Regions from separate parts of the Homo sapiens genome. Here region 1 is linked to region 2. Evidence: chromatin contacts called from ENCODE Hi-C or POLR2A ChIA-PET data. All regions are on one chromosome and are shown on one strand. The core of a region is the stretch at or near the end of the contact, and the rest is flanking DNA. Distances in the headings are between cores, read along the strand shown. Region 1 overlaps CCNY (cyclin Y). Region 2 has its middle 17 kb from the start of LINC02634.

What was found. A loop is a pair of places that touch in the nucleus more often than their neighbours do. ChIA-PET counts read pairs that join two places held with the same protein, here RNA polymerase II (POLR2A). Pooled maps may share reads with other maps.
Region 1: a loop to region 2 is called in a map of CD4-positive, alpha-beta T cell, with 2.4 times the contacts of the local background. The contact joins two enhancer-like sites. A Hi-C loop is called at or near these places in 6 of 168 maps with a recorded cell type or tissue (CD4-positive, alpha-beta T cell, CD8-positive, alpha-beta T cell, Caco-2 and 2 more), 2 of 37 single-sample maps with no recorded cell type and 6 of 50 pooled maps. POLR2A ChIA-PET finds 5 or more read pairs at or near these places in 3 of 52 experiments (OCI-LY7, activated naive CD8-positive, alpha-beta T cell and endothelial cell of umbilical vein).

What each region holds. Positions count from the first base shown.
Region 1 is chr10:35,494,485-35,499,359 of GRCh38, reverse strand. All of the region lies in intron 2 of CCNY (cyclin Y), which reads right to left. Among named protein-coding and RNA genes, the nearest start is that of GJD4, 110 kb to the left of the region's middle. RefSeq lists enhancers at 570-719, 3,719-3,768. Within about 2 kb of position 3,544, at least 8 of the 41 ENCODE cell types and tissues checked have a DNase peak (open chromatin) inside an H3K27ac peak, as active enhancers do.
Region 2 is chr10:35,258,921-35,264,152 of GRCh38, reverse strand. It overlaps a transcript of CCNY not described here. Among named protein-coding and RNA genes, the nearest start is that of LINC02634, 17 kb to the right of the region's middle. Within about 2 kb of position 3,937, at least 2 of the 41 ENCODE cell types and tissues checked have a DNase peak (open chromatin) inside an H3K27ac peak, as active enhancers do.

The DNA of each region.
Region 1 (4,875 bases), core at 2,295-4,794, 240 kb before region 2:
TCATGAGATCTGATGATTGTAAAAACAGGAGTTTCTCTGCACAAGCCCTCTTCTCTTCTCTGCCGCGATGTGAGACGTGCCTGAGATACCTTCCACCATGACTGTGACGCCTCCCCAGCTACGTGGAACTGTAAGTCCCTTAAACCTCTTTTGTAAACTGCCCAGTCTGGGGTATATCTTTATCAGCAGTGTGAAAACATACTAATACAAAAGCTTTCAAACAAACAAAAAAAAAACTACAGCAGACACAGAAGAATATTATAAACACATATGCCATTTTTGTCCACCACCTACAAGGATCAATCTCAGGGAGGAATCAGGCTATTTTCATGAACTCCAACTGGCTGCAATCAGAATGGTGAAGAAAAACGAAAGTTCACTAAGACTATTACAGAACACCTGAGGATAAGCTATCTGAATCTATTACAGAATCTCTCAGGCATTCACTGCTTCTATGCAAATGAACACCTACACACTACCCTATTTCCTCAGAGCAACCTGGGGCTCCTGGGGCCTGAATCAGGTGCCACTTTCCTGTATGGTTTTGTAATGCTCCTCCTAACATAAGAGGGTCTTTGGCAGATGAAGTCTGCACAGTTTCTGAGAAGATTTTCCACACATGCATCTCTATGGCCGACTTGCTTCTGGAGCGTCTTCCGCGCCCCCAAACCAACAACCTGTCCCTACCCAGATGGGAAGAATGCCTGATATCCACGTTAGACCATGTGACCCATTACTCTGACCATCCTGCCTGGATTGGGGGGTAACTTTACCCTCTCTGGGCTAACTCCTTCTCCTGGGAATCTGGAGTTGGGACATACTCAAAGGGCTCTGCTCAACCTTAACTGAGGGTATGATGTGTAAACTTCAGACTGGGGTGGGACTCCGCTGTGCAGGAAAGAGTGAAGCAGCAGATCTGACAGCCATCCTTAAAGGGCCTGTTGCAAGGCTGGCCCTTGGCTGGTATCTGGGAACTTGGATTTAGGAGGGTTCCTTCCCATCATTTCCTAACTGGTAGGAGTGGCTCACTGTGCCTAAGCTGTCTGCACAAACAATATGCTCTATGCCGCACACAGTATGGTTTATTTCCTTCTGGGAGTCTGGAACTTTGGTACTTAACAGGCAGAGCCTTCTTACATGAGTGGTCCTCCATAAAAATCCTGGGTGCTGGGTCTCTACCCAGGAGTTTCCCTGGCTGACAACATTCCACAGGTGTTTTCACAACTCATTTGTGAATGGGGGGATAAAGTGCAACCTGTGTGGCTCCATGGGAGAGGACTCGCCCTGTGCACCTCTTCCCTGTACTGAGTTTGCCTCATGTGCTTGCACTGTAATAAGTTACAGTCATGAGTGTGACTGTATTTTGTGTCTTATGATTCCTGGACCCCCATAAAGCAGTGGTGTCCCTCTGCCATGCAGAGAAACACGGCAGAGGGAGATGGGCAGAAGGCAGGTGCTGCCTTAGTCCTAACAGCTTTTAGTACCCAGTTCCACCAATTCATGAGCTGTCTGAGATACCCTCAGTGCCCTTAAAATTAATTACTCCTTTTCCCCTAAGCTAGCAGGAGCACAACCAAGACATTACCATAGGGGGAATAAGATAAGTAGAATTTTTTTTTTTTTTTTTTTTTTTGAGACGGAGTCTCGCTCTGTAATCCAGGCTGGAGGGAAGTGAGCTGACTCACTCCACCTCCCAGGTTCAAGCAATTCTCCTGCCTCTCCTGCCTAAGTAGCTGAGAGTACAGGGGTGCACCACCACATCCAGCTAATTTTTTGTATTTTTTAGTAGAGACAGGGTTTTGCCATGTTGGCCAGGCTGGTCTCGAACTCCTCACCTCAAGTGATCCACCTGCCTCGGCCTCCCAAAGCGCTGGGATTACAGGCGTGAACCACCACACCCAGTGATAAGCAGAATATTTTACAGTGGTGTATCACCTGAAAAGACTGACAGAATTGCCCAAATCTAAATCTGTCTTTAAAATAAATTTGAAACCACTGAGGCTGATGTGGGTACAGCTCTGAAATTCAAAATGCTTTAGCTATTTTATGTAATGGTATAAGCAATATGCCAACTCATTTCTAATAGGTGGTTTTAGTCATCTTTAACACTTCAATATTTTTGGTTACTATAACAATCAATCAAAATCTCTGGAGTTTTCTGAGTTAATGTCTAACTGAATTAACTAATAATTATGTTTTGCTTCTTTAGAGAAAACAGGCAATAAATTGATATGGATCATAAATTTTTTCTTTCCTGGGAGAGGAATAACAGCAATCTCCTTTGACACAATCTATGATAGTTAAGAGGATTTTTAATTGGCTACAGTGACAGTCCATAAAGATGTAAACAGAAAATGGACCAGAGGCTTTAAAAATAAGCCATCTAAAATCAGCAAAAACAATACAGTTGGCATTAAAAGTCTTCTCCTGATAAAATGGGGAGTGAAGAGAGTAAAAGGCAGTGTTTGCAATCTGAGGGACAAACAAAATTACACTTAAGTTGCTATGGGACACTCTCTTGCCACAATGTCACACAAGTGACTCTTTAAAATACAACTTTCAACCTAGTGTGTGATTATTAATGAGGATTTGTTAACAATCTAAACACCATTTCAGCTGATTCCTGTCATAGGTAGGCATTTAAAAGATTACCTTGGTTTCTCCTCTTCCATTTCCAATTTTTTTCTTTTTTAGAGATGAGATCTCACTATGTCGCCCAGGCTGGTATTGAACTCCTGAGCTCAAGCAATCCTCCTGTCTCAGCACCCCCCAAAGTTTTGGGATTACAGGTATGAGCCACCGCACCTGACTCTCCTCTTCCATTTCTAAAATAGACCGACCTTCCAATGGCAAGTGTTAGCCACCACCAAGCCATAGGATGCTGGTACTAAAAAGGTCCTAAGATACCTAAGATACTCTTTCTTTGGCAAACTAGGGAAGAGCCCAAGCAGGCCAAGGAAGGGAAGGCCCAGAAGAAGAAGAGAGGAGACCGCGTGTAGGACCCCTTCCTCTATACATCCGCCCTCCAACAAGAACATCACTGGTGTGCACAGGCATCCTTGGCATCTGCATAAAACGAGTCCCATTTAAAAACAGAATGACAATTAGAACCAGGTATGAATAGAGCTGTGCTATTCTACAAAGAAAATTTACTTAACTGATTAACTACTCTGGATGTGAAGGACTGGCAGGCCACACAAGAGGCAGGCTTCAACTAAAGAATGACAGAATTTTGTTTGGATATACGAAGCTGATTGCTGAGATAGCTCCAATGCAGATCACAAAGATCTGGTTGAAAAGAAAAGGTTTCATTTCCCTTTCCTTTTTCCTGTGGGTAGCACAGATCAGGCCTTGAACAATAAAATTAAAAGTTTACTATTAACTTTTCTTATAGTAAATTTGAGATGACCACACAGTTCCTACAGTTTTCAATAATTCAGTGAATTCACTCACTCACTCACTCACTCACTCAATTCAAAACAACTGTTGAGCCCCTGTTCAGAATGCACATGGAGGCTCCTGCCCTGCTGAGCTCCTGCCCTGACAGGGAAGTCGTCATGAACACAAACGGCCAGGACACAAAGTGCACTGTAGCAGGAACATCACCCACACTTTGGAGCCCAGAACAAAGCATCCTGGTGTGGCCATTTCCCCCCAAGGCACACCTCCTGTGCTGCAGGAAGGGAGCTTCCAATTAGACCTCTGGCCTGCTCTGAACTGTCCAGGACCTGCTCTTATTTCGAAATCTGGGCACAGAGGAACGTGACATTCTGTGCATTCAAAGTGAAATCTAAATAAGCAAAGCCAATGAAACAAAAATGAAAAGACATAGAAACATTTCTAAGATGTTGAGGGCACAGCCAGTCATGGAGAGGAGAAAATTCCAGGGAAGAGAATAGGAAGTAGACGAAGGAAGAACATAAGGAGAAAACTATTCAAAGAACAAATATCCACCTAAGCTGCCAACACACTTGAGAGGTTTTCTGTTTCTCACAGAGAATATCTAAGGCCAAAGGATTTCTTCAGAAGCACAGAAACTTCAGCTAAGTGGCATCCATTTAAAACTTTCTGCTAATCAGAAAAGAAATGCATGCTTATTGCAGAAAATTTGGAAAATACAGAGCCATATAAAGAAGAAAATGCAACTGCAAATAAAAATTAAAAGCTTGCTTGGAAAACACAGAGATACATAAAACATACACACACACAGAGTATCCTTATCACCCCTTATCTGAAATGCGTGGGTCCAGAAGTATTGTGGATTTAGGATATTTTTTATCAGATTTTGAAATTCTGCATTATTTGAGCATCCCAAATCCAAAAATGTGAAATCCAAAATGCTCCAATGAGTATTTCCTTTGAACATCAGGTTGGTGCTCAGTAAGTTGCAGATCCATCTTGGAGCATTTCAGATTTCAAATTTTTGAATTTGAGAGGCCCAACCTGTTTAATCCAACAATCCAGAGACAATCACTATTAATATTCTGATGTGTATCCTTTGAGTCTCTTTTGTGCGCATATATACAAAGCAAGCATGATGTGTACTTTTGCATATGAATGTATTTGTATATAAGTATGTGCAAGTATACATGTGCTCATATATGAACATGCCAACAGAAATATGCCCATTTTTCTATTGGTGTGTTAGCATTTTGACTGATTGTATAATAATTCTTTAATACATAAAGGCATTAATCCTTTTTCCTATAGATTGTGATATTTCCATCACTGATGATTTCATTGTTAGATGCATTTGGACATGAGTTTTCATTTTTAGGCAACTTCCTTCATTGCTTCTACAAACTTACATGCCCCTTCCCCATTCTGACACTAAATATTCACGTATACTATTTCTAGATGATTATGATTGTATTT
Region 2 (5,232 bases), core at 2,688-5,187:
CGTGCCACACATATGTTCACTACAGGACTATTCACAATATCAAAGACATGGAATCAACCTAAATGCCCATCAGTGATAGACTGGATAAAGAAAATGTGGTACATAGACACCATGGAATACTATGCAGCCATAAAAAGCAATGAGATCATGTCCTTTGCGGGGACATGGATAGAGTTGGAAGCCATTCCTCAGCAAACTAACGTAGCATCAGAAAACCAAAACTCCACATGTTCTCACTTAGAAGAGGGAGCTGAATGATGAGAACACATGGACACATTGGGAGGAACAACACACACTAGGGCCTGTTGGGGGAGTAGGAAAAGCATCAGGAAGAATAGCTAATGGGCGCTGACCTTAATACCTAGGCCATGGGATGATCTGTGCAGCAAACAACCATGGCACGTGTTTACCTATGTAACAAATCTGCACATCCTGCACATGTATCCCGGAACTTAAAATAAAAATTGAATAAAAATATATACATATAAATAATTTAAAAAAGAAAGTAAAAATGTCTTTAATGATGTATTTTACCTTTTGCTTTCCTTCTGTCCCTTTCCTTTCCTCTCTCCTCCCCTCCCCTTTTTCTTTATTTTATTTTATTTTATTTTAAGACAGGGTCTTTGCTCTGCCACTGAGGCTGGAGTACGGTGACACCATCATAGCTCACTGCAGCCTTGAACTCCTTGGCTAAAGCAATCCTCCTACCTCAGCCTCCCGAGTAGCTGGGACTACAGGCACGTGCCACCACACTCAGCTAATTTTTAATTTTTTTTTTTTTTTTTTTTTTTTTTTTGAGACGGAGTCTCACTCTGTCATCCAGGCTGGAGTGCAGTGGCGCGATCTCGGCTCACTGCAAGCTCCACCTCCTGGGTTCACACCATTCTCCTGCCTCAGCCTCCTGAGTAGCTGGGACCACAGGAGCCCGCCACCACGCCTGGCTAATTTGTTGTATTTTTTAATAGAGACGGGGTTTCACCATGTTAGCCAGGATGGCCTCGATCCCCTAACCTCGTGATCCACCCACCTCGCCCTCCCAAAGTGCTGGTATTACAGGCGTGAGCCACCGTGCCCGGCTAATTTTTAAATTTTTTGTAGAGACAGGGTCTCATTATATTGCTCAGTCAGGCTGGTCTTGAACTCCTGGGCTCAAGTGATCCTCCTGCCTTGGCCTCACAAAGTGCTGAGATTACAGGTATGAGCCACCACACGTGACCTTTTTTTTTTCCTTTTAGAACACTGTTCTTAGAGTGAGAATTTTTTTCATGTTTCATTTCTTCCATATTTTCTCAAGTTATGGATTGAGTCAAGGTACTTTAAAACTCTTCCGAGAAAAGACTGGTTAAGAGAAGCCTAAGGTCAGTATAATGTTTCTTCAAGATGCTTTCTAGAGAATCTAAAGGAAAGTCAATACCAGGATAATCCAAACTTTTAGACTCCCCAGTCCCAATATCAATCAATGATATAATTAGTTTATAATTGACTCATGCTGGCCAGTCATGGCGACTCACCCCTGTAATCCTAGCACTTTGGGAGGCCGAAGTGGATGCATCACATGAGGTCAGGAGTTCTAGACCAGCCTAACCAATATGGTGAAACCCCATCTCTATTAAAAAACATAAACAAATAAGCCAGGTGTGGTGGCGTGCACCTGTAGTCCCAGCTACTCGGGAGGCAGAGACAAGAGAATTGCTTGAACCCAGGAGTCAGAGGTTGCAGTGAGCTGAGATTGTACCACTGCACTCTAGCCTGGGCAACAGAGTGAGACTGTATCTCAAATAAAATAAAATAAAATAAAATAAAATAAAATAAAATAAAATAAAATAAAATGACTCATGTTGACCTTCTGTGTGACACTCATACTATTCAATTCTTTTTTTTTTTTTTTTTTTTTTGAGACAGAGTTTCTGTTGTCCAGGTGGGAGTGCAGAGGTGCCATCTTGGCTCACTGCAGCCTCCGCCTCCTGGGTTCAAGAGATTCTTCTGTTTCAGCTTCCCAAGTAGCTGGGACTACAGGCATGCACCACCATGCCCAGGTAATTTTTGTATTTTTAGTAGAGATGAGGTTTTGCCATGTTGCCCAGGCTGTCTCGAACTCCTGATCTCTCTTTTTATTTTATTTTATTTTTTTGAGATGAAGTTTCACTCTTTTTGACCAGGCTGGAGTGCAATGGTACCATCTCAGCTCACTGCAACCTCCACCTCCCTGGTTCAAGTAATTCTCTTGCCTTAGCCTCCCAAGTAGCTGGGATTACAGGCACGCACCACCATGCCTGGCTAATTTTTGTGTTTTTAGTAGAGACGGGGTTTTGCCATTTTGGCCAGGCTGGTCTTGAACTCCTGACCTCAGGTGATCTGCCTGCATTGGCCTCCCAAAGTTCTGGGATTACAGGCATGAGCCACTGTGCCTGGCCTATTCAGTTATCTATATTCCGTTAAATTTTTTTAGAGATTGGGTCTCCCTTTGTCACCCAAGCTGGAATACAACAGCATCATGGTGGCTCACTGTAGCCTCGACCTCCTGGGATCAAGCAATCCTCCTGCTTCAGCCTCCTGAGTAGTTAAGACTACAGGCATGAGCCACCAAGCCTGGTTAATTTTTTAAATTTTTTGTAGGCCAGGTGTGGTGGCTCATGCCTGTAATCTCAGCACTTTGGGAGGCCAAGGTGGGCAGATCACCTGAGGTCAGGAGTTTGAGACCAGCCTGGCCAACATGGCAAAACCCTGTCTCTACTAAAAATACAAAAATTAGCCAAGAGTGTTAGCATACGCCTGTAATCTCAGCTTCTTGGGAAGCTGAGGCAGCAAAATCGCTTGAACCCAGAAGGCGGAGGTTGCTGTGAGCTGAGATCGCACCAGGCTGCACTCCAGCCTCGGCGACAGAGACTCCCTCTCAAAAAAAAAAAAAAAAAATTTTTTTTTTTTTTAGAGACAGGGTCTTGCTATGTTGTCCAGGCTGGTCTCAAACTGCTGACCTCAAGCGATCCTCCTTCCTCAACCTGCCAAAGCTATTCAGTTTTGTTTTGTTTTCTTTTGTTTTTTTAAGGCAGATTATTGCTCTGTCACCTAGGCGGAGTGCAGTAGCACAATCACGGCTCACTGTGGCCTCAACTTCCTGGGCTCAAGTGATCCTCCCACTTTGGCCTCCCATGTAGCCAGGACCACAGGTGTGCACCACCATGCCCAGCTCATTGTTTTATTTTTTGTAGAGACGGGGTCTCACAAGGTTGCCGTGGCTGGTTTTGAACTTCTGGCTTTGAGCAATCTTCCTGCCCAAGTTTTGGGATTATAGATTTGAGCCACAGAACCGGGGCCACTGTTCACACACTTAACACACCAAGCCTTGCAGGAACTGCCACGATCTTTAAATGGAACTATCAGCTTCTAATGTAACTCAAGGATCCCAAAAGTCCCTTCCATTAGGCATTGGTCAGGATTTGGATGTGGAGAAGAGAAATTATGTCCTGGTGACAGTCCCTGCCTGGCAATGTTAACTGGGCAGTTATTCTAAACCACATCAAATGACCTGATTGACCTCAGATGGGGCACAGGCGCTTACATTCTTCTAAAATTTCCCAGGCAATTTTCATGCACAGCCAGCATTTAAAACTCTTTTCTTAGGGTGAAACCCATATCTTAGTTTGCCAACTGGATGCTTTCTCAACTTCCCAGATCCCTGATCGGGGTCCCAGATTTGACATACTATTGCAATTCTGGGAGGGGAGGGGAGTGGTGGGAGTGACGGGAATGATGGTGTCAGCCCAGTCGGCCCCTGGCAGGATGGGTGCAATAGTGGGAGCAGGGGCAGCCTTGCAGAGGTAGGCTCTTACATACAGCATTTGGTCTGTGCTTTAACCCAAATGTAAGTCCCATGATTCAAGAGTCTTTTCTCCCTGTGGTCCTGTCTGACTCAGACTCTGAGAAGAGCTGGCAGGAATGAGTTCATCAAATGCCTTGGTCATGATAGGAAGGATGAGGTAGCATGATACCACAAGAGGCATGGGGGAGAGGAGAAAAGAGAGAAAAGAGAGCACCGGAAAAGAACAGAAAAAGGCACTGAAGGTGGAAGTAGAAAGACAAAGCATGAACAGGATCAAATTCTTAGTCCCAACATAGAGATTGCCGTGCTTTCTCTGGCCCTGGTAGTTTTGCTTTCTTCCTGGGACATTAGTATAATAGAAAATGGCTGTAAGAGTTTGAAGAGCAAGTGATTTTCTGAGCCAATGGGATGCCCCAGGGTCCCTTTAAAAAAAAAAAAAAGTATGTTGTTTGATTATGCATAAAATTTCCTTAAGAAGAGCCCACATTTTCTTTTCTACATTAAAAAAAAAATAGGACTGGGGCTGGGTCCAGTGGCTCAAGCCTGTAATCCCAGCACTTTGGGAGGCCGAGGCAGGCGGATCACTTGAGGCCAGGAGTTCGAGAACAGCCTGGCCAACATGGCCAAACCTCGTCTCTAAAAAAAAAAAAAAAAAAAAAACAATTAGCCAGGCATGATGGTGTGTGTCTGTAATCCCAGCTACTTGGAAGGCTGAGGCAGGAGAATCACTTGAACCCAGGAGGTGGAGGTTGCAGTGAGCCAAGATCATGCCACTGCACTCCAGCCTGGGTGACAGAGCAAGACTCTGTCTCAAAAAAAAAAAAAAAAAAAAAAAAACAACCAGGACTGGGTGTGGTGGTTTATGCCGATAATCCCAGCACTTTGTGAAGCTTGAGCCCAGGAGTTCAAGACCAGCTTGGGCAACATAGTGAGATCCCATCTCTACAGAAAATTTAAAAACCAGCCAAGCATGGTGGTGCACTCCTAGCTACTCAAGAGGCTGAGGTGGGAGGATCACTTGACCCTAGGAAGTCAAGGCCACAGTGAATAAATAAGGCTGAAAATAAAACCCCACCCAAGGAAAAATAACAAGATTTAAAGCTATACTTTCAAACAAAGGCCTGGACAGAGGATTCTGGAAAGATGATCGAATAGGAAGCACCAAGAATCGGTCTCCCTATCTAGATAACAATTACCCGGGCAGAATCTCTTTGTCATAACTGTTTTAGAACTCTGGAATCTATTGAAGACTTGCAGCTTTCAGCAGAATGACTTAGATGGTAAATTGTGGTTAATTTTGGTCAATTTCAGCTCTTGGTGCGGTAGCAGCTACCCTTTTCCTCACCACCTTTCCCCACGGCAGGCAGCAGTGCATGTGTTTCCTTTTTTTTTTTTTTTTAAGACAGTCTCTC